Regions from separate parts of the Mus musculus genome. Here region 2 is linked to region 1. A link is a loop called in an ENCODE intact Hi-C map of the cell type or tissue named here. Cell type or tissue: heart. All regions are shown on one strand. Links, peaks and the distances in the headings refer to the core of each region. The heading gives the core; the rest is flanking DNA.

Region 1 (11,116 bases), core at 1,762-9,761:
CACAGACAGAGTAAGGCCAGGTTGAGTATCAACCACCAACCATCTCCTACCAACACTTCCAACCACACCAAAACAACAGACTACCACTGCAAACTAACAGATCCTTTGAAAGGGAATTTGAAAGGACATGCCATTCCAAGAACAAAAATCAAGGGCAGTGAAATGACTCACCAGACAATGGCACTACCTACCAAGTCTACCTGACTCCAACCCCAGGAAACACAAGGTGGAAGGAAAAAAAACAAACTAGCTGATTTCTACATTCACTCCTGCCCCATTCTAATAAATAAAAGTAATCAAGAAAGAAAGAAAAGAAACCAAAAAGCCAAGGGTTGGATGCCCAACACAGACAAAAAGGTGGGTTTAAGCCCCAGCATCATAACACAGGCAAAAATCAGAGTTATGAAGTAGCAATGAAATAATTTCATGGCTGTGGGCCGCCGCATGAGAACTGTATAGAAGGGTTGCAGCATTAGGAAGGCTGTAGGGGCTGGAGAGATTGCTCAGTGGCTAAGAGCACTGGACCTGGGTTCAATTCCCAGCACCCACATGGCAGCTTCAATTTCCTAGTTCAGAAGCTCTGATGCCCCCCATTCTGGCTTCTGCAGGTACTAGGCATGCATGCGGTTCACAAACACATAGACAGGCAGAATACCCAGACAGATAAATAATAAAAATTCCCTTTAAGCTGGGCATGGTGATGAGTGCCTATAATCCTAGTAATTGGGAAGCAGAGGTAGGACAGCTACAAGTTCAAGGCCAGCCTGGTCCAGGTAGCAAGTCTGGGACAGCCAGAACTCCACAGTTAATCTCCGACTCCAACCAACCAAATCAAAACCCAACACTTTAAAGGTGCTTAGAAGATGTAAATTTAAAAACCTGTTGAAATACATGGTCTCTGACATGCAAGTGATGGCTCATCCTAGCATCTGAGCCACTTCTTGGCTCTCGAGCTGGAACCAAGTTTCTGGAGTAAATATGGACTCATTTTTCACTGCATCTCACTAGCTGAACAGTGAACAAAGATTGCATCTCCTGGTAGCTGTCAAACAAGTGCAGTAATACATCAAGAATCAGATGTATTTGGGGAGCAACCTCTAGAGCAAGTGAGGAATAGCTATCCTATGAGACTGTAGAGTCTACAGGATTTAGAAGCCATGACTCAGGCAGAGGAAGTGGCTACTAAGATTAGCAGGAAGCTGGAGGAACTGAGGAGAAACACTTGACAAAAGGAAAGAAAGAGGCTGCTGGCTGTGTTGGCCATGGCACCTGCAGGAGACGGCAGTTACATTCCAGACGAGTTCCAGGAGACTCAATGACCCACAAAGAAAGCGCCAAAGCCCACGAGCCTCCTCAGGACAATGCAAGACTCGTCTTCTCCTTCCCCACACGCAAACAAAAGAACAGATGGGACAGCACAAGTCTCCCAAGAGGAAGAATTGCTCAGGGAACTAGGAGAGGCAACCAGCGGGAGGAGTCCCCAGGGGAGGAAATTCTCTTCCAGGGAGGAATCAGTTGGCAGTAGGCCTCAAGAAGGTGGTGGTCACAAAGCGACAATTTCCATCCCCTGACTTAAACCCCGGTAAAAGCAAATTCACAAAAAATGATTCCTGTGGTTTTAGGGGCTCTATTAGAGAAACCTTACATAAACCAAACTTAAGTTCATTAACCCCAGGGTTAGCAGTCGCAAAATAAACACGATCTACTTGTCTGTGTAGTCTGAGGACGAGAAGCAACTACCTTAGTTAAATGAACACTTAGAACACTGATTCTGCTCTTGAGATTGATATAAATTTCAATCCTTGCTGCCCGATTTTCCCGAGGGAAGCCCTGTAAGCAACGTGTGGCTGTGCCCTGTAAGCACATCCAGCCCTCGGCCTGTCGGGTGAGCTCCCAGCTAGAACCTTCTAACAAAGGTGAGCCAACTCCAAGTATGAAGTCTCAGTGCTGTTCCGCAAGGCGCTCCACCACCTTGTCTGTGCACAGGCCGAGGCCGGAGCGCGCACAGTACCTTCTACTCTCTCAAGACAGGACTTTCTCTTGAGCTGGTCGCTTGCTCTTTTGGCTTAACTGGCTGGCAACAAGTTCTACAATCAGTGGCTCCAGCTTCCAATATTGGGGTCACACCTGGCCTTTCACTTGGTGCTTGAAGAAGGGGTGTGTGTGCACGTGTTCCACTTCATGTTTATGGCACAAGCGCTCGGACCTCTGGGCATTTCCCAGGGTGTCTCTGTCATTGGCCTGGAGCTGAGCTCGGCTGGCTGGTTAGCAAGCCTTACGTTCCCAGCACTGAGATCACATGCGCATATGACCGTTCCTGGCTTCTGTAGGTTGACAGTTATAGACTGAGCTATCTCCACAGCCTCATGATTTCCCGCTTTTTATTGAGATAGAAATCCACACTATGAAACCGTGACTGGCCTCAAACTCTGCCTGTCCCTGTCTCCTGAGTGCTGGGACTAAAGGCAGGCCACTACACCAAGCTTACTTTCTTGTGATTCCACTGCAATTTGTAAAATCACTTTACTTATATTTACTTTATTTAGAGACAAGCTCTCTCTATGTAGCTGTGGGTATCTCCGAACTCATGATGTAAACTAGGCTGGCTTTAAACCGATTCACCTGCCTCTGCTTCCTGAGTGCTGGATTTAAGGGGGGTGCCACCATGCCTGGCTTGTGAAAAGTTCCCGAGCAGGAACTTTGTAGGTAACAACGCTGTGCCTATGAATACAAAGGATGACATACAATTGACAAGCAAAATATACATAGTTGAATTCAGGAACAGAATCTTACCCGCTTACTTCTAGACAATCTGAATCTGCTAATGTCGCCAAACTGGGCACAGTAGTTATAGATGTGGCTTTCAGAAAGTGTTGAAGGTAGGTGGCCCAGATAAACTACTCCACGGTTAAGTTTTTCTTTCTTCTTTTGCTGAGGCTAAAACAGATAAACATTTTAAAAATACAAACTCATACTACACCAAAACGTTTGTGCGTATACACATTTTTCTGAGCCGGATCTCACTATGGAGCCTTGGCTGGCCCAAAACTCACTACGTAGACCTGGCTGGCCTCTAACTGCTGAATGCTAAGATTAAAGTCCTATATCACCATGCCCTGCAAAGGTCTTTATTTTTCAACGAAAGTATGTTACCATTCCATAACCTCAGAGTAAATTAATTCTAATGTCTTTTTCTTTTTTTTGAGACAGAGTTTCTTTGGGTAGCCCCAGCTGTCCTGGAGCTAGCTTTGTAGACCAGGCTAGGCTCAAACTCACACAGATCCACCTGCCCCTGCTTCCTGAGTGCTAAGATTAAAGGTGTGTGTCCCCGCCACCCAGCTTCCTAAAGTCCTTTCAGAGGCTAGGTGGAGATCTGCCTGCCTCTGCCTCTCCAACACTAGGATTGAAGGTAAAAGTCACCTTGCCTGGCCTGCAACAAATTTTCAACACCATTCTTTCCCCTTGGTCCAGGAACAAACTCATAACTCTATCAGGGCAGAAACTGAAAAACTCCGTGTTTGGTATCTCTCTTCCCTTAAGCACTTGCTGAGCAAGGCTGAGGCCTGAGTTCAATCACACAGAGCCACAGACTCTGCAAGAGACAGACTCCCACACACGCACGCACCATGATGCACACCAAGGCACACATATGTCCACACCCACCTGTCCCTACAAAACAGTCAGCACAACATGTGTTCAAGAGCTAAATGGACAAGCAAGTAACAGTCTGTCATGTTCAGAGTAACACTGTGAAACCAAGACCTTCAACTCCGAATGCAGTTGGCAGTTTATTACACCGAATCTTAACTGTTTCCGGTTGTTAACCTTCATGGTGCAGACTCTCCTTCTCTATCACCATACTATGACCCCAGAGAACAAGAACTTGTTTCCTGTCAGGTAGGGTACCGGGTGACCTATAGTGTATTCATGAAGTGGATATAGGGGGTTCAAGACCTCGACTGCACAGCAAATGTGAGGTGAGCTTGGGCTACAATAAACCCTATACTGACACTGTAACAAAAGCGACCCTCCCAAAAGACCCCCAGGACAACAACAATAAAAAAAGAAAAGCTGTCGTTCTCTCCAATGCACTCCATGGTGCAAACCAAAGGGACTATAAACTTCCGTTAGGGACATTGCATACAAACTGAACTCGACAGGTTGACAGGTTGAAGCCCTATTCTGAATTCTGACCCTGAGCTGTATTCTGACTCTCGATCCTCCCAGGACGTGGGCTTCGGGACGTCTACTCCGTCTTCTAAGCACTACAAACTAAGGGGACATAACACACCTTCCGAATGCTGCGGTAGACCATGAACCCTCATTTTGCAGGTCAAAGCGGAAGCGTGGCAGCTTTAACACATTCTGAGATCTGGGGGTGCCATGCTCCCACACGTGGTACCCCTCCTCCTTCACCTCACACCGATTCCTGACCTGCCTCGGTCCCCTGATTGGAACCATCGTCTCCCAGCCCGTGAGAGGTTGGCTCCCGAGCCAGCCCGGCCGCCCCGCGCCGCTCACCTTCTTCGTGCGCCCTTGGATCTGCGTCAGAGCCTTCTCAAACTGCGAGTCTTCCTGCGGGTTCAATGCCAGACTCGGCTTCGCGGGGCCTGCTAACCCAGCCATGCTGGAGAACCCGAACAAGTCAATCCACGCGGAGCCTTCGGAAGTGACGTTTCCTTCGCGTCTCGGAAGCGGAAGTAGAGGCGGAAGTGTAGCAAAAGAGCAGGCCCCGGTGTCTAGAATTGAGGCAGCTCGAGCGCCACCTACTGGCCACAAACTAAAAACATTTAAAATCGGATTAAGGCTCCGTTGGTGAAGCGCTTGTTCTCAGTCCTAGGTTTGAAACCCAGTGCCTCATAAAATGTGACTGGAGCCACGCCCCCTGCCCCCATCTGTAATCCCAACACTTGGGAGGTAGAGGCAGGAGGATCAGGAGTTCAGCGCCATTCTCATAAACATAGTTCGAAGACAGCCTGGGCTCCATGGACTCAAAAACAAATTTAAAGTCTCAAACATTAGCCATGCCCGTTGCCTGTTCATGCCAACGTGCAACAGGAAAAGCCTTCCCCTCTGTGGGCTCCTTTTGTAAACTTTGTAAACGCTCAAGCAGGAAAGTGGCCAGGCCCCTGCCTGAGGAGATCCAGTGGCCAACCTCCCCAGTCCCCCCACCCCCGCATGTTTTCCAACGTCCCTAATGGTTTTCTAACCATCCAAAAGTGGGAGAGTGGCCAGACCCTGCCCTACAAGAAAAAAATTCCACCAGTCCCCGAGGTCTCTCAAGTTCAGGACTTGAAATTCCACCAGTCCTCATCATGGAAGTCTCCACAGCATAATCCAACACCTATTTATATTTTTGATATTATACACCTGTGTCTGTGAGTGGGTATGTGTTCAGGAATTCAGATGACCATAGAGAATAATGGTGTCGGATCTCCTGAACTTGGAGTTCAGGCTGTTGAGAGATGTCCAATGTACTGGGAACTGAACTCAAGTCCTCTGGAAGAGCAGAAAATACTTTTAACTGTGAGCTATTTGTCTAGTCCCCATTTATTTTATTTTTATGCGATGAGTGTTTTGCCTGTATATGTACCCTATATGTGCAGTGCCTGCAGTGGCCAGAAGAGGGCATCAGAACACTGGAACTGGAATTAAGGACTGTGAGCTCTTGACCACAGAGCCATCTCTTGAGTTCCCTAGTAAGTTTCTTTAGGTAACACAATAGGAATTTTGAGAAAACAAAAGGAGAAGCTTGTAAGAGTTTCTTATGTTGAAACAGTTGTCTTTTCTCCATTTGTTTATTTACTTATAGATTAATTGATTGACAGGTTGATTGATTTTGTGTGTAGTGTATGCCTGTCAGTGAGTATGGGTGTGTGCACCCTTGTGCTGCATCGCATGTGTCTAGGTCAAAGGACTACTTGCTGTAGTTCTTTCCTTCCACGGTATGGGTTTTGGGGACTCAGGCTTAGTGGCAAGTGCCTTTACTTGTTGAGCCACCTTACTGACCCGGTCTGAAGATTATTTTAAGCAAAATATTTTTGAGACTCAGTGGATAAAAAAAGAAGCCCTTTATCTAAGAGAGCAACTTCTGGGGAGATGGGGCTTCCTTAAGCCCCTTTGGGGAATGTTATGACATAAGGAACACTGGAAGAGGGGCTGGAGGTGCAGGCTCAGCACAGAGCTTACCTGCCTTTTATGAAGCTCTGGCTTCTACTTCCAACTCTGAGTAAACCAACATCTAGGCAGCCAGCGATACATGAGACCCTCCCTGTCCCTACAAAAGGAGGAAGGCAATCAATGGCAAGATGGGTCTGAGGGTAAAGGCTATGGAGGTTAGGCTGAAGGCCTGAACTGGACCATAGAACCCAAATGGTAGAAGGTGAGGACCAACTCCAGCAGGCTGTCCTCTGGGGATGTCCTAGTTTTCTTTCTGTTGCTATGATAAGACAAACCAAAACCAACCTGGGGGAGAAGCAAGATTTTGTTCCTTATAGGTTAAAATCCATCATCGAGAGAAACCAAGGCAAGAACTGAAGTAGAAACCATGCAGGACCACTGCTTATTGGCTTGTTCCCAGGCTCACACTCAACCACTTTTCTTATATAACTCAGGCCATCTGTCAAAGGATGTTGGCATCCACGGTGGACTGAGCTCTCCTACGTCAGCCACCAATCAAGAAAATGCCCCAAAAGACACATCCCCAGGCCAATCTGATGGAGGCAACTCCTTAATTGAAGCTCCCTCTTCCTGAGTGTATCAGTTACCTTCCTGTGGCTGTGATAAAACACCTTGATCAATGGAAATTATGGGGAAAGGAGTTTACTTTGGTATATAGCTCCGGAGGAAGAGTCCATGATAGCAGAGAAGTCATGGCAGCAAATGGTAGCAGGAAGCATGGGCAGGCAGCCAAGAGAGTTGAGAGAGCCCATCTTCTGTAAACACAAAGCTTCTACTTCCCAAGTTCTGGCATGCACAATTCACCCAGCACCTTAGTTACTTTTCTAATAGTGTGGTGACACATCACCAGCAAGGCAACTTATAGAAGGAAGAATCTATTTAGAACTTACATTTCAGAGAGTGAGTCCATGACACTCATGGTAGGGGGTATGGCAGCAGGCAGCAGGCAGCAGGCAGCAGGCAGCAGGCAGCAGGCAGCAGGCAGCAGGCAGCAGGCAGCAGGCAGCAGGCAGCAGGCAGCAGGCAGCAGGCAGCAGGCAGCAGGCAGCAGGCAGCAGGCAGCAGGCAGCAGGCAGCAGGCAGCAGGCAGCAGGCAGCAGGCAGCAGGCAGGCAGGCAGGGCACTGAGAGCTGAGAGCATATATCCTAACCCATAAGTAGCAGGAAGACAGAAAGATGTCTGGTAATGGTATGGACTTTTGAAACCTCAAAGCCTTCCCTTAGTGATACATGTCCTCCAACAAGGCTCCACCTCCTAATTCTTCACAAACAGTTCCACCAACTGGGGACCACATACTCAAATACATCATCCCATGTATGGGGGCATTCTTATTTGAACCGTCACATCTGATTTATGTAGTACTGCAGTTAAATCCAGGAACTCACATTCTTGGTAAGCCCTCAACTTCTAGAGCTATATCCCCAGCCCAGGACCTGCTACTTGTGATGTCATCGAGTTCTTCTATTCCTTCTCTGATTTTCTGTTCTGTTAACACAGTCTCATTATGTAGCCCTGGCTGCCCTGGCACTTATAAATAGAGTAGACTGACCTCTAACTCACAGAGATATTTCTGCTGATGTCTCCTGAGTGCTGGGATTAAAAGCATGGACCCACACACCTGTTGTGCCTCCTAAAGCCATGGACCCTGCATGTGCCTTGCTTGCTTTTCCTCCACACTTCTCATCTTCTTTTAAAAATATTTATTTACTTTCATTTTGTTTTAGTTACATTGCTTGTGTTCATGTAACTATATATGCATGTGTATGTATGTATGTATGTATGTATGCATATGTAATATGTGCCTGCCTGATGTGCATGGGGGACAGAAGGAGTCAGATTTCTCTGATCCTGCACTTGCAGATAACCATGAGCTGCTACATGGGTTCTGGAAGCCTGAGTCCTCTGCAAGAGCAGGAAGTATTTTCACCACTGAGTCACCTAGTCAGCCCTGAGAAATCTCCTTTTAAAAAAGATGTTTGTTTGCAACAGGGTCTTATTTTGTGTCCTAGGCTGGCCTGGAACTTGTGATGATCCTCTTGCTTCAATGTCCCAAGTTCTGGGAGGACAGGAATGAGCTGCACACCTGGTACTTTCATGCAATGTCTTAAACTGTGTGGACCCTGCATGCTCTGTCTACTCAGACTTTCGGTACCTCCTTGCAACTGTTTCTATGTAACCTCCATGGTTCTTACCTTTATCAATACTTAGCAGCAGGAAGGAAGAAAAGTGTTTCAAATCCATCTTTCCAGAAGCAGAATCATTCTAGAAGACCTTCTTGGAGAAATTGAGAAAAAAATGTCAAGAATTCTAAAAACTAGGTTCTGCTCCAGGTGGTACCACCAGGAAATGATGGAAGCAAGCCCAGTCTTCTATTCAGAAGTCATTGGACAGGAGGGCAGCCACAAACACATCTGGACCGGGGCCTGGAGAGAAGGTCAGTGTGCAGTGTTCGCTGTTCAAGCTTTAAGAGCTGAGTTCCCATGTCCAGAATCCATGGGGAAATGGCTGTGATGACAAGAACTTCAAGTCTCTGAAGAAAGAAATTGAAGAAGATCTCAGAAGATGGAAAGATCTCCCATGCTCATGCATTGGCAGGAGTAATATAGTAAAAATGGCCATCACGTTGAAAGCAATCTACAGACTCAATGCAATCCCCATCAAAATTCCAACTCAATTCCTCATAGAGTTAGAAAGAGCAATTTGCAAATTCATTTGGAATAACCAAAAACCCGGAGAGCGAAAACTATTCTCAACAATAAAAGGACTTCTGGGGGAATCACCATCCTCAAGCTGTACTACACAGCAATTGTGATAAAAACTGCATGGTACTAGTACAGTGACAGACAGGAAGATCAATGAAATAGGATTGAAGATCCAGAAATGAACCCACACACCCATGGTTTCTTGATCTTTGACAAAGGAGCTAAAACCATCCAGTGGCTAAAAAGACAGAATTTTCAACAAATGGTGCTGGTTCCACTTGGGAAAAATGTAGAAGAATGCAAATTGATCCATTCTTATCTCCTTGTACAAAGATCAAGCCCAAGTGGATCAAGGAACTTCATATAAAACCAGGTACACTGAAACTTATAGAGGAGAAAGTGGGGAAGAACCTCCAATATATGTGCACAGGAGAAAATTTCCCAAACAGAACAGCAATGGCTTGTGTTATAAGATCAAGAATTGACAAATGGGACCTCATAAAATTGCAAAGCATCTGTAAGGCAAAAGACATTGTCAATAGGACAAACAGGTTGGGAAAAGATCTTTACCAATCCTACATCCAATATAGGGTTATTATCCAATATGTATAAAGAACTCAAGAAGTTAGACTCCAGAGAAACAAATAACCCTATTAAAAATGGGGTACAGAGCCAAACAAAGAATTCTCAACTGAGGAATACTGAGTGGCTAAGGTCAAAAACTCAGGTGACAGCAGATGCTGGCGAGGATGTGGAGAAAGAGGAACACTCCTCCATTGCTGGTGGGATTGCAAGCTGGCACAACCACTCCAGAAATAAGTCTGGCAATTCCTCAGAAACTTGGACACAGTGCTACCAGAGGATCAAGCAATACAACTCCTGGGCATATACCAAGAAGATGCTCCAACATGTAATAAGGACACATGCTCCACTATGTTCATAGCAGTCTTATTTATAATAGCCAGAAGTTGAAAAGAACCCAGATGTCCATCAACAGATAGATATAGATATAGATATAGAAATAGGAATAGATATAGAAAATGTGGTACATTTACACAGTGGAGTACTACTCAGCTATTAAAAACAATTAATTTATGAAATTCTTATCCAAATGGATGGAACTAGAAAATATCATCCTGAGTGAGGTAACCTAACCCCAAAAGAACACACATGGTATGCACTCACTGATAAGTGGATATCAGCCCAAAAGTTCATAATATCCAAGATACAATTCACAGACCACATGAAGCTCAAGAAGAAGGAAAACCAATACAAGTGTATGGAGACAAAGTGTGGAGGAGACTGAAGGAAAGGCCATCCAGAGGTGTCCCCACCTGGGGATCCATCCCACATACAGTCTTCAAACCCAGACACTATTGTTGATGCCAAGAAGTGCATGCTGTCAGGACCCTGATATAGCTGTCTCTTGAGAGACTCTGCCAGAGCCTGAAAATACAGAGGCAGATGCTCACAGCCAACCATTGGAGGTGTTAGATAAAGGTTTGAAGGAGCTGAAGGGGTTTGTAACCCCATAGGTAGAATAACAATATCAACCAACCAGAACCCCCAGAGCTCCCAGGGACTGAACCACCAACCAAGGAGTACACATGGAGGGACCCACGGCTCCAGCTGTATATGTAGCAGAGGATGGCCTTGTTGGGCATCAATGGGAGGAGAGGCCCTTGGTCCTGTGAAGGCTTGTTACCCCAGTGTAGGGGAATTCGAGGATAGGGAGGAGGAAGTGGGTGGGCGGGTTGGGGACCACCCTCATAGAAGCAGGGGGAGAGGGGATAGGATAGGGGGCTTCCCAGGGGGCAAACAGGGAATCAATCAGTTTAACATTTGAAATGTAAATAAAATATCCAATAAAAAAATCACATGTGAATAGAAAAAACAAAAAAAAAATTCCTTTACCCATTTACCCAATTATGTAATGCCAATGCTCAGAAGCCCCAGCTTGCAAATCTTCCCTATATAAATCCTAAGCCCAGATCGGCGCATAGCTTTCCTATCTTGTTGCTCAGGGAGGATTTGGCCTGAGTCTGAACTCAAATAAAGACTGTCATGTGATTACACTTGAGTTGTGGTCCCTGGTGGTCTCTGGAGGGTCTTGCAAACTGGGCATAACAATAATGGACTAAACCCCTGAAACAGTAAGCCAGCCACAATGAAATGTTTTCCTTTATAAGAGTTGCCTTGATCATAGTGTCATTTCACAGCAATAGAAACCCTAA
Region 2 (11,116 bases), core at 1,329-9,328, 1.2 Mb before region 1:
TGCTTCAACCACGCACAGGGAAACAGTGGTTAGATACAGTCTTCTTATCTGTAATGTACGGATGTTAATGGTATACAAGGGGCAAGGAGGGCTACGGTGCAAAGAACCTGATGAACAGGAGTGTCAGAGGCCATTGGGAGAGTCCATTTCTGTTACTGGGGTTGTTAGGGTCAGAGCCTGGTCCTGGCTGCCCAAATGATCACTGGTCCCCGACAGGGTTATTAAAGAGGCAAGAAATAATGAAAAGCAGAGAAAGACTTATTCTGTGTGGCCCAGTGATTCCCTCCTATTCTCCCCATAGCCCAGGCTGAATGAGGTTCAGGTCTAACTAGAGAGCCAGGTCTACACATAGCTGAGCAGTTTGGGTCAAGGTGTGCTCCTGTCCATCACTGACCTCCAGTCTGTCTGAACTCTCTCCTGCAAGGTGGTCTGACTAATCATCAGAACGGTGTGGGATCTCTTCCTGGGTGCCGAGATCTCCCCTGTGAGTGGCACCAGGTAGCAGGCTTTTCCTTGTCCCACAGTAGACTCCTGGGGCAATTCCAATTCCTTGGGGTCCATTGCTTCAATACTCAGCCAAAGAAAGTCACAAGTGTCTCCTTAGAATATCCCCATTCCTGCTTGGACAGTCACTTTACCTTTGTGAGAAGCACAAGAATGACAACCAAGAGCAACAGAAGAGGAGACATGGGGACGCCATAGGATGGGAGGAGAGTCAGGCATCACCTAGGGAGCCTTGGGAGAAGGTCTTGGGTGAATTAAGGGGCTGAGTGTTATCGGGGACTTCAGGAGTCACTGAGAAGGGTGGCACCTAGGTCTTGATTTCCTGTACAGCAGGCTGAGGTGGTGGCTTGTTGGCCAGGCAGGGAGGGTACAAAAACTGGCTGTGAGGTGTCAGCCCTGAGTCAGAATGAGTCAGTCTCCGTCCTGGACTCTCTGTCCCTGCAGCCCTGGCTGAGACGTAAGGTGGAAAGCATGTGCTTGCCATCCGGGTTGCCTTGAGTATGGGTAGAGAAGATGGACTGCACAGGACTTTGATTTTCTTGTGGGCTCCCATTCTGGGCTTCCACGGATGGAATCCAGTTCCCTTGAGCCTCTCTCGCTCTAACACTGGCTTTTTCCTTATGCTTCTTGCTACACGGTGCTGAGGATGGAGCTCAGAGCCCAAGGGGAGCAGCACGGGCACCTTCTACTGAGATCACCCCCAACTCCAGCCTGGTTCTCACCCTCATCCCCCAAGTCCTCCATTCCAACCTTGGGTACATGTGAGCCTGGTGTGCTGAGCCTTTGAATTCAGCAAAGATAGGAGGAGTAAGAGGAAAAGGAGGAGGAAGAGGGAAAGAAGGAGGAAGAGGGAGAGGAGGAGAAGAAGAAGGAGGAAGAGGAGGAAGCAGGGACCCTTTAAGTGGTGTACTCTCCTGGTCCCCCTCCCAGGCATCAGGGGGGATGGGTTAGATTTCCCATCTGGATTTATCACGCAACAACTGCCAAGCAGACAAAGAACTGTCTCTTAGATGCGACACTCTCTGTCCCCAGGTGCCTTTACTGCTCTTTCCTCTCTCTGGCCGAGGCCTTGAATTTCTGATCCCTCTGCCTCCACCTCATAAGCACTGGGACCATAGGAAGGCTCCACCATGCTTCAGTTAGGCCATGCTGAGGGTGGAACCCAGCCTGGCTGGGGCCCTCAATGTCAAAGGCACCCTTGACACGGGTGACAACTGGGCCCTCCCCAGAGTGCCTGTCCTGGGTCTTACTCTTCTCCTGTGTCCCCAGGAGTCATGTGCTGGGGTGAAGGGGGCTGGCTTATGGCCCAGGTTACCTACCCAGACGCTGGCTGCTAAACTGTCTCTTTGTGTCAAAGCTTGGCAGCCGTTGGGGAATTTCTGGAAGGAGGGTGGGGGAGCCAGGAAGGAAAGCACTGTGGGATCTGGTGTTTCCCCAGAAGCCTGAATACAAAGAAAGGATGGAGGGGAATTCTGCCCAGGAGATTGTTTTTTCCCTTTAAAAAGAGCCAGCCTAGGGGGAGGGCCAGTGCTCTTCAACTTCGAGGGTTTCCCTCTAGTCTGGATTCTAAATGGTGGATGTTTCAGAAGCAGGGCCTAAGGTGGAGGGAGGAGGCATTCTGCACGAAACAGTCAGGTAGTGACTCCCCTGGTACAGAGGGTGGACCTCAACTCAGAGAGGTGAAGTGGTTTGCTTTGGGTCACACAGCATGTGTTGACAGAGCTATTTATTTATTCACCTATGTCAGTGTGTGTGTGTGTGTGTGTGTGTGTGTGTGCGTGCACCCGCGCGAGCGCGATCTTGAGAACTGAAGTTAGAGGACCACCTTGGCTGTCATTCCTCAGCTGTGTGCCTGGATGTATATATATGCACTGTGTGGACACAGGAGCCTGAATATATAGAAAGAAAGCAGCAGATTCTCTGGAACTGGAGTTACAGACAGTTGTGAGCCACCATATAGGTGCTAAGAACTGAACCCAGGTCCTCTGCAAGAGCAGCCAGTGCTCTGAGCCTCTGAGCCACCTCTCTAGCTGCAGTCCACCTTGTTTTTAAGACACCGACAACTAGAACTCACCAAGTAGGCCAGTGAGCCCCAAGAATTCCCCTGTTCCAGTCTCCCCAGGACAGGAGTCACAGATGTATGCCACCACATGAAGGCTCTTCTTTATTTTTATTTTCCTTTTTAAATATGTGTTCTGAAGGTTGAACTCAGGTCCCCGTTTTTAAGGCAGAGCCTTGCCAAAGCTACCCCTGCCAACCACCACCACCCTTGAGAGCTACTGCCACAAGCCAAGTGGCTCCAAAGTCTCAGTAAGCCATCCTCTCAACAGAGGAAGCAGCAGGCCTGTCCAGTTGTGTTCTAGATCATCCCAGGCCATACTCCATCACAATGTACTCTCCCTGTTCTCCCAATCACACCCCATGAGTCATGGGGAAAGTCGGCTTCTGGGTAGCACACATGAAGGGTCGGGAATTCAGAAGTGCCCCTAAGAGAGTTGCACACAGTTACCTCCTTTGCCTTTGGGCAGGGCCAAGATCTGAACTCCCACAGGAGAAGCCCCACAGAAGCCTTGGCGAGAACCAGAACAGGAGCAGCCGAAATGCCAGTTTGCATGGCTGGGCACGAAGTCGTGGCTGAAAGGCTCCTGTACCCACCACCACTACCACTGTAGTGGAGCAAAGTCACTGACTACTGTTCCCCAGCAGGGAATGCCCCAGGGCTGGGGTTGTGTGGAGGGAAGAGCCCCCACTACTGGCTCTGCTCCCCTCCTCCTCCTCCCTGGAAGGACCCATCCTGGATCCAGCACTAAAGGCGATAAGAAGTTCAGTGTTACCTAGCACCCTGGGGAGAAAACAATTCATCAAACAGCACAGAAGATGCCCACGGTGCTCAGCACGTACTTCTGAAGGAGGGAGTGTCTAGAACCTTCTTCCCATGGCATCAGCAGGTTAAATGGTTCCCAGGGGGCCCTACTGGGCATCACATATTCTTGCTTCTGAGACCCTGGAGAAGGAGCATGGAGAACAAGGGCCCCACCTGAGACCTGTCACGAGCCATCTCAGCACCCTTTCCACAGCAGGGCACATGTCCTGTGCGAGAGTCACTACACAGAGTGCTGTTTCTGTGCCTGTCGCTCTCTGGTGGGACTTGGAATGTCTAGACCTTGAACAAGACTCTTAGGATGGGGTCCCAGTGTAACTCATGAATTCCAGGAGTAGAGCACGCATCAGCCTTTTCAGACAGCCCAGTGCATCCTGTGTGGAAGGGACAGGAACAGCTGTAACACACTCCAGGAAAGGTGGGCCACAGCCTCGGGGCTACATGGAGGTGGGAGGGGGCAAGACCAGGGAAATTCTGGCCTGTCTGGTAAACCAATTCTTGACTCTGTCTCCTGAAGCGTCATTTCACGCGTGGACAGATTATTGTCTAAGCTTGCATCTGATCATCGAGGCTTGCCTGAGGAGGAAGTCGGGACATGCTGCAGCCTTCACGATGGCATCTGCTGCCCCTCACCGTGGTAGTCTGCATTTGTGCTTTTCTCATTAACTCTGTGTGTAACCTCATTTAGCCCTGTGTACCTACAGCTAGAGGTATTGCTCCTACTGGCTAGCTGGGATCAGAGGTGCATGGAGGCTGAGTGCTCTCTAATTACATGACTGCTGGTTACGTGGAGGAATTCTCCTTCAGCCCATACTTCCTGACTCTGTCAGACTTCAGTGTGATTCTCCCAGGTTATGAACTCTGCAGAGAGCTGTTTGAAAGTGCCTCCTGTACAGTCTGGAGAGATGACTCAGCAGCTAAGAGCACTTGTTGCTTCTGTAGAGGACCCAAGTTCAGTTCCCAACACCCATACGATGGTTCAGAACCCGTAATGCCAGTTCCAGGGGATCCGTACCCTCTCTTGCAGGCACTCAGCACCCATGTGGTGTACATAGATTCAGTGCAGGTAAAACACCATGCACATAGCCAGGCATGGTGTTGCATGCCTTCAATGCCAGTACTAGGAGGCAGAGACAGGCAGATCTTTATGAGTCTGAGGCCAGCCTGGTCTACAAAGTGAATTCCAGGACAGCCAGGGCAGTCACACAGAGAAACCCTGTCTCACACAAAAAACAAAAAACAATAAAATAAGACCACCCCTCCCCTCCCACCACCACCCCCCAAAAAGAGAAAGAAACCCCCATGCACATAAAATAAATCTTTTTTTTTAAGAGCCCTGGCAGTTTTTCTTTCTTTTAAATTTGCGTGTGCAGAGGGAGGAAGGTTGAGAGAGAGAGAGAGAGAGAGAGAGAGAAGAGGGAGTGCACATCAGAGGACAACTTGAGGGAGCCAGTTTTCTCTTCCCATTATGTGGTTCCCAGGGGTCTACAGGGGTCCAAGTCTGTTGAGGCTGTGGGGCTTGTCTCTGCGGGTGTCTTTACCCCTCCAGCCACCTGCTAGCCCAGGGAGACTTGGCTTCTCCTTATGCTGTCAGTGGGAGGACTAGGTCTGTTAGTTGCTGGTATGGAACCATTTAAACAAAGCACAAAAGCCTCTGATATAATATACAAGTATCCTAGTTTAGAATTATCAGCAAGAATAATTACACAGTGCGGGCTACGGTTATCACTGTTTCCCTCCTTAAAGATCAGAAACAAACGTTGAATTATTAATTACCATACAGTGAAAAGCACCAGTTCGTACGGGTGGGTGGGGTATCACACAACTGTGGCAGTGAGAAGTGGCTAATGTTCAGCTGGGAAAATCAACCCTAGTCGAAAACGCGTAAGAAAATAAGCTCCTGAGCGTAGGAGGGTGATGAAGGGCAGCCTGCAGCTTGTAGTTCTTGCCGCTGGCTATAGCTAGGGTTAGGGTTCCTGACCTGGCCTGTGACCTAGGTCAAATTAATAGCTGTAATTCCTTTACTAGTAGGGTGTCATGGGCGAAGCTAGAGGCGATGCCACCTGGAGTTTCCAGTCCCTGACCAAGGGTCTTCAAAGCTGCTTATCACCTTCCACACTAGGGCGCAGGCCACACTTGGCCACACAGTCCTCCTCATTGGCTTCTATCAGCTCAGTCTTTCTTGGCTTTTTCACAACTCTGGCCTGGCTCCGGCTTCCCCAGGAGTGCACCCGCCCACGCCCCGGCGTCCCCAGACCAGTTCCCAAGCTCTGCCACTGCAGCAGCGGTCACGTGCGCGAGTCCGGCTGGGGAGCCGAAAGGAAGGGGGAATGGGTGGGGCCGTTCCGTGGGTGCCACGCCCACACACTCAATGTGTTTTCTCATTGGTGAAGGTTTGGAAGTACCTCTTCGGATTGGTCAATAGGCGTGGCCTCGGAGAACGGAAGGGAGGGCTGCCTCTGGAGAGGACAGGGTTGCCGGGCGGACAGCGGGAACGCGCTCCGGGGGGTGGGGACGCGCGAGCTCACCACTCCTCAATGACAAATCGACTGGGGACAGCTGGGGTCCGGCCCCAGGACGGGGCGGGGCGCTCGTGAGAGCGGCGATTCTGGTTGTGCGCATAGCCAGAGCGGCGGTGGGACGGCTCCCCCAGGTAAGGATGCTGTGCCCCGCAGGGGACCGCAGACGAGGGGTGCGCCCTAGGATAGGGAAGTGAGTACGCTCTCCGCGCGATTGCAGGCCTCCTAGTTCCACGTTGGGAGGGAGGGACACGTCTCATGAAGGACAACGCCCCGGACTGCGCCCCGCTTGGCTTGAAAGGTGTCTTTTGGGAAAGCCGGAGAGACTCCCAGCCGGATCTGGGGGTGCTGAGGACATGGGGGAGGCGCCCCAGTTTCTCTTCCCTTGCTGCCTGTCCTTCCCTTTTTCCACAAATGGCCACTTCCTGCCTTTTCGGGCCTCCCTCCTGAGTTGGTCCACTTCCTCCGTCCCTTTCAGATCCATAAAATGTTGCCCAAACTTCTTTCTTAAAGGTAGGAACTTGTACTTTGGGTGACCTGGGAGCTGGGTTCAAGAAGTTTGTAGGGATTTGTTGGTTGTGAATTACTTTTTGATTCTGTCTTCCAGTTGCCTTTCAGAGTGTGACTAGCATCAAAGGTGGTTTTTAGAAGCACCGTGGCTTGAAGGGTTTTCCTGACCCGGTTCTCTGAGCCAAGTCAGCTCGTGGCTCAGACTTGCTTGTGGCCCAGACTTGAGTGTCCCCAGAGGGCGCGGCACCCACAGCAGGGTCCTTTTTCCTAGAGTTCATTTCCAAGTGAATCCTGGAATCTAGGGATTGGTGTTACCAGGGTGTTCTGGAAGAGGGTCTGGAATGGACTGATAGTTCTTACCCTCACTTGCCTTCAATCCCTGAAGAACAGAGATCCTCTCGCTCTGGCTCTGCTTTCATTTCCTAACCACCTTTCTTAAGTTTGGGTTTATTGAATGATCAAGGCTTATCCTCAGAGGGGCAGGGAGTGTGCTTTGGATGTGCCAAGTGAAGATAGTTTTAATCAGAGCAAGAATCTTACATGTTAAGTCTCAGAACATGTCAAAGTGGCGCCGCTTAAGCCTGGATTGAGGTGGTGAAATTGTGAGAGCCATAAAGGGAGGTGCTGAATATTGAGAAGGAGGTGTGAGCCAAGGTTGATCCTGGTTTTGGAACTTTGTGTGTATGAGACATGATCTTTTGTAGCGCAGGCTGGCCTGGAACTTGATAGATAGCTAGAGTGACCTTGAACATGTGACGTTCCTGCCTCTACCCCTTGAGTGTTGTGATAACTGTATTCTACCATGCCTGGTCCATGCAGTGGTGGGGCTGGAACTCTGGGCTTCCTATATGCCCAAGAACTCTACCAGCAGAGCCAAATCCCCAGCCTGGTTCTGGAATTTTCTTAGTGCCGTGGTCTAGAGGAGGCCCTTTGTCTTCTCTGAGCTCTGAAAGAGTTGGCTGCCCACCCCCACTGTCAGCTTCCAATCCAGTAGGCAGTGTTTAAGGTGTGGGAGTGGGCATGGTTCTAGGATTCCATGAAATGCCCCCCTGCTGAAGCTGTGATGTGTGTGTGTGTGTGCATGAGTGTATGAGTATATATGTGTATGTGTATGCATTCTTGTAATTTTATTTACATGTGACTATGCAAATATCTGTATATATGTTTGTATTTTTTAGATTTATTTTTATGTGTGCATATGTGTGGGACAGGAACCCTTGGAAGCCAGAAGAGGGCGTGGCTGGGATTCCCTGGAGCTGGAGTTACAAACTGTTGTGAGCTGCCCTGCATGGGCCCTGGGAACCAAGCAGGCCTCTGGAGGAGTAGCAGATGCTCCTAATTGCTGAGCCGTCTCCCCAGCCCCCACCAGGTTACTTATGGTGTGTGTGTGTGTGTGTGTGTGTGTGTGTGTGTGTGTGTGTGCGCGCGTGCGCGCGCGCACGCACGCATGCTATGCACACATGTGGCAGACAGAGGATGCTTTGTAGAGTTTTTCTTTTCCTTCCTCTTTTAATTTTCAGAACCAAACTGGTTGTCAGGCTTGTGTGGCAAGCCCCTCTCTCCACTAAGCACTCTCTTGGCGTGGGAGCTTTTCTCTTTCTTTTTAAGTGGGGTCTTAAGTCTGTCCCACTCACAGGAAACTAACGTTAGGGGAAACCAGCTGCGGTGTGGGCCCTGTAGGTGCTCTGTTGATTCTGACCTCCTCAGAGTCTTTTTATTTTATTTTTTTAAGATTTATTTATTTATTTCATGTATATGAACATATTATAGCTGTCTTCAGACACATCAGAAGAGGGCATCGGATCCCATTACAGATGGTTATGAGCCACCATGTGGTTGCTGGGAATTGAACTCAGGACCTCTGGAAGAGCAATCAGTGCTCTTAACCACTGAGCCATCTCTCTAGCCCCCTCCTCAGAATTTTTATTTTTGTGCGCAATGTGTATGTACACACCACACACACACACACACACACACACACACAAACACACTACAATGTTCTAGGAGTTGGACAGTGCCTTGTGCACGACTAAGCAGCCCCCATCCCCAGGGTTGCTCCCCAGCTCCTCCCCTTCCTTTCCAGTTACTTCCCACTGGAAACAGCACGGCTGCTCTTATCTGAGATCCCAGCGAGGTTTTACTGTGCCCGAGGAGATGTTGTTCCAGGAAAGTGTGGGTGTGAGTTACTAGATAGCTTTTGGAAAATAGGACCTAGACACGTAAAGATAGAAACATGAGAATTGGAACCTTAAATGGAGTCTGGAGAGTTTCTCGTGAATGTTTAATGGTGGAGGAATTAGAGGTGTACTCGGGGCTGGTTCTTGATGTTTTGTCTGTTTGGTTGCTTTGGTGCTGGGGATGGAGATTTTTTAATTCTTAGGCCACGGAGATGGCTCTGTGCTTAAAGCAGTTGCCTTACAAGTGTAAGGAAGGACTGGAGCTTGGATCCCCAGAGCCCAAATAAATGCCTGGTGGGATGGCAGCCTGTCTGTAACTCCAGCACACAAAGGTGGAGACGGGATCTCTGGAGAAAGTGGGCTAGCTCTCGAGTCTTGCCATACCAGTGAGCCACGGGTTTTCTTAAGGATGATTCTTGACATCAGCTTCAGCCTCACCGTGCATGTGCACACGTGTGCAGAGCACCCACGGCACAAACAGATGTGCATGCACGCCTGTGTCGACTCAGACACAAAGAGTGGAAGAGAAATATCGTCACTGTTGCCTTGAAGTTCTTAGGAACTTGAAGGCCTTGGGAACAATGACTTAAGGCTCCATAACAAGTTTGAACCCCGGGAGTTTGTGCTGTGTTGTTCCATCATGGCAAACCTCTCTGGAGTCTGTGACCAAACTTCCCCATTCATCTCATTTCTGAACGTGGGAACCATTGGAGACCTTGTCTGAAGCTGCAGTTGGAAACGTAATAACAAGCAGAGCTATTCCATTGGAACTTTGTGAACTGGGAAGGTCTCCAGTAAGACAAAATAAACACAAGAACCCATGCCCTATATTTCTCACTAGCACAGGAGTCCCTTGTGTGTGTGTGTGTGTGAGAGAGAGAGAGAGAGAGAGAGAGAGAGAATTATGTGTTGACAATTACTTCTAATCTACTGCTGTTAGATGGGCAAGAAATTTTCTTTTTTTGAAATTTAATTCTACATGTATTTTTATGTGTATGTATGTGCCTGTGTCTGTTTATGTGTCCCATGTGTGCAGGAGTCAGAAGAGGTCAGAACCCTTGCTTGAGGTTCCCTCCAGTTCCCTTGAGGTGAGAGAGGTGGATTTGAGTCACTGTATGGGTGCTGGGAACCGAACCCAAGTCCTCTGGAAGAGCAACCAGCTCTCTTACCACTAATCCATTGCTCCCTGCACTCCTGTGAGCTTCTGGTCCTCCTTCCTCTACGCACTCAGTGCTGGGATAACAAGCGCACACCTCTATACGTGGTTTAGGCAGTGCTGAGGATTGAACCGGGACTTCATGCGTGCTAGCCTCACATTCCACAACTGAGTCACATCCAGACTGCCACAGGCCTTCTCCAAGACTAGCTTCCAACTTTTTTTTTTCTTTTAAAAGGTTTTCTGTTTGTGTGTTTTTGTTTTGAGAAAGGTCTCTCATGTAGCCCTGGCTATCCTGGGAACTCACTATGTAGACCAGGCTGACCTCTGAGTTACAGAGATCCACCTGCCTCTGCCTTTTAAGCATAGGATTAACGGCGTATACCACCTTACCTAGCTTCTTTATAAGCACTCTTTAGACTAGACACTATTGAGGTGGTTTTTGTTGGGGTGCCTTCCAAAGCATGTGGGTACTGTAGAGGATAAAGACACATCTTGGGTTCCTGCTGTTCTAGAAACTTCCATGGTATACTTGAAATTTCATGTTCTTTCTTCTGGTTCTTTGTCGTTAGACACTAGAATTAATCAGCCAAATATGCAGTCGCTTTAGAAATTAGAAATTTAAATCTTACTGTTCCCCAAACCAAATAGAACACAGAGATTCTTTTAGATCAACTCTAAAACAAGTTGGTGGGCAAAAAAAAAAAAAATGTTGATAAAGTGATCTTTGATCTCCATGGTGAGCAGCTGAAAATGATTATCAGTTCGTGTGTGTGGAGATTGTATGCACACATGTGTGGAGCTCAGAGGACAACATGGACTCTCTCTCTCCAACCATGTGGTTCCCAGAGATAGAACCTGGGCTGCCAGGCTTGGCGGTTTCACCTTCCTCTGCTGAGCCGTCTCACCTGTTCTTCCGCCTAATTACTTTTTAAATTTTAATTCTATTTTATTTTATTTTATAGTCTACGGAGGCTTTTCTGTTTGAGCTTTGCACCTCTAGAGAAAGGACCCCAGGGGTCTCCCTCCTGTGTGTTTTGGTCTCGCTTCTTTGTGGTCCCTGATGCTAGCTGGGGTTGTCAGCACAAGGAAACCAAACTGACAGCGTGGACACAGATTGTTCTGCCATTTCTCTAGGTGTTTGAGTTGCAGATCAAACCTAGGGCTGATCGCGCTACACTTGCTCAACCTGCCCGTGAGGGTTCACATTGATTTTCCCAGCTCTGTGATCATCAGTGATGCAAACTCACCATGTGACCGTGCTTCATCATCACAGTTAGGAACCGAACGATGGCTTTGACACATGGCCTGATGAGGACCCGGCGTTTGCCTCTCTTCTCAGCATTTTTGGTGCTCTTGAGAGCACCTG

Evidence for each region. A loop is a pair of places that touch in the nucleus more often than their neighbours do. Peaks named below come from ENCODE experiments on the same cell type or tissue, not always from the same donor. Only the 100,000 strongest peaks of a DNase experiment are listed, where the experiment ranks them.
Region 2: it touches region 1 in a loop (4-fold over the local background); 2 of 42 quality-filtered maps call a loop at or near these places.

Annotation. Positions count from the first base shown.
Region 1 is chr1:118,315,403-118,326,518 of GRCm38, reverse strand. Nifk (nucleolar protein interacting with the FHA domain of MKI67) reads right to left here and starts at 4,676. Exons shown (of 7, transcript NM_026472.4): 1 at 4,522-4,676; 2 at 2,794-2,937. The coding sequence starts at 4,626. In heart, for the core only: CTCF peaks have their summits at 4,771 (motif pointing left) and 5,624 (motif pointing right); a DNase peak (open chromatin) is centred at 4,688; H3K4me3 peaks cover 2,302 bases; H3K27ac peaks cover 1,373 bases; H3K27me3 peaks cover 461 bases.
Region 2 is chr1:119,499,499-119,510,614 of GRCm38, reverse strand. It overlaps Ralb (v-ral simian leukemia viral oncogene B), which reads left to right and starts at 5,833. Exons shown (of 5, transcript NM_022327.5): 1 at 5,833-6,038. It also overlaps the pseudogene Gm29454. In heart, for the core only: no CTCF peak of the experiment used is centred there; DNase peaks (open chromatin) are centred at 1,874, 5,704, 6,654, 8,514 and 2 weaker places; H3K4me3 peaks cover 2,769 bases; H3K27ac peaks cover 5,131 bases; H3K27me3 peaks cover 8 bases.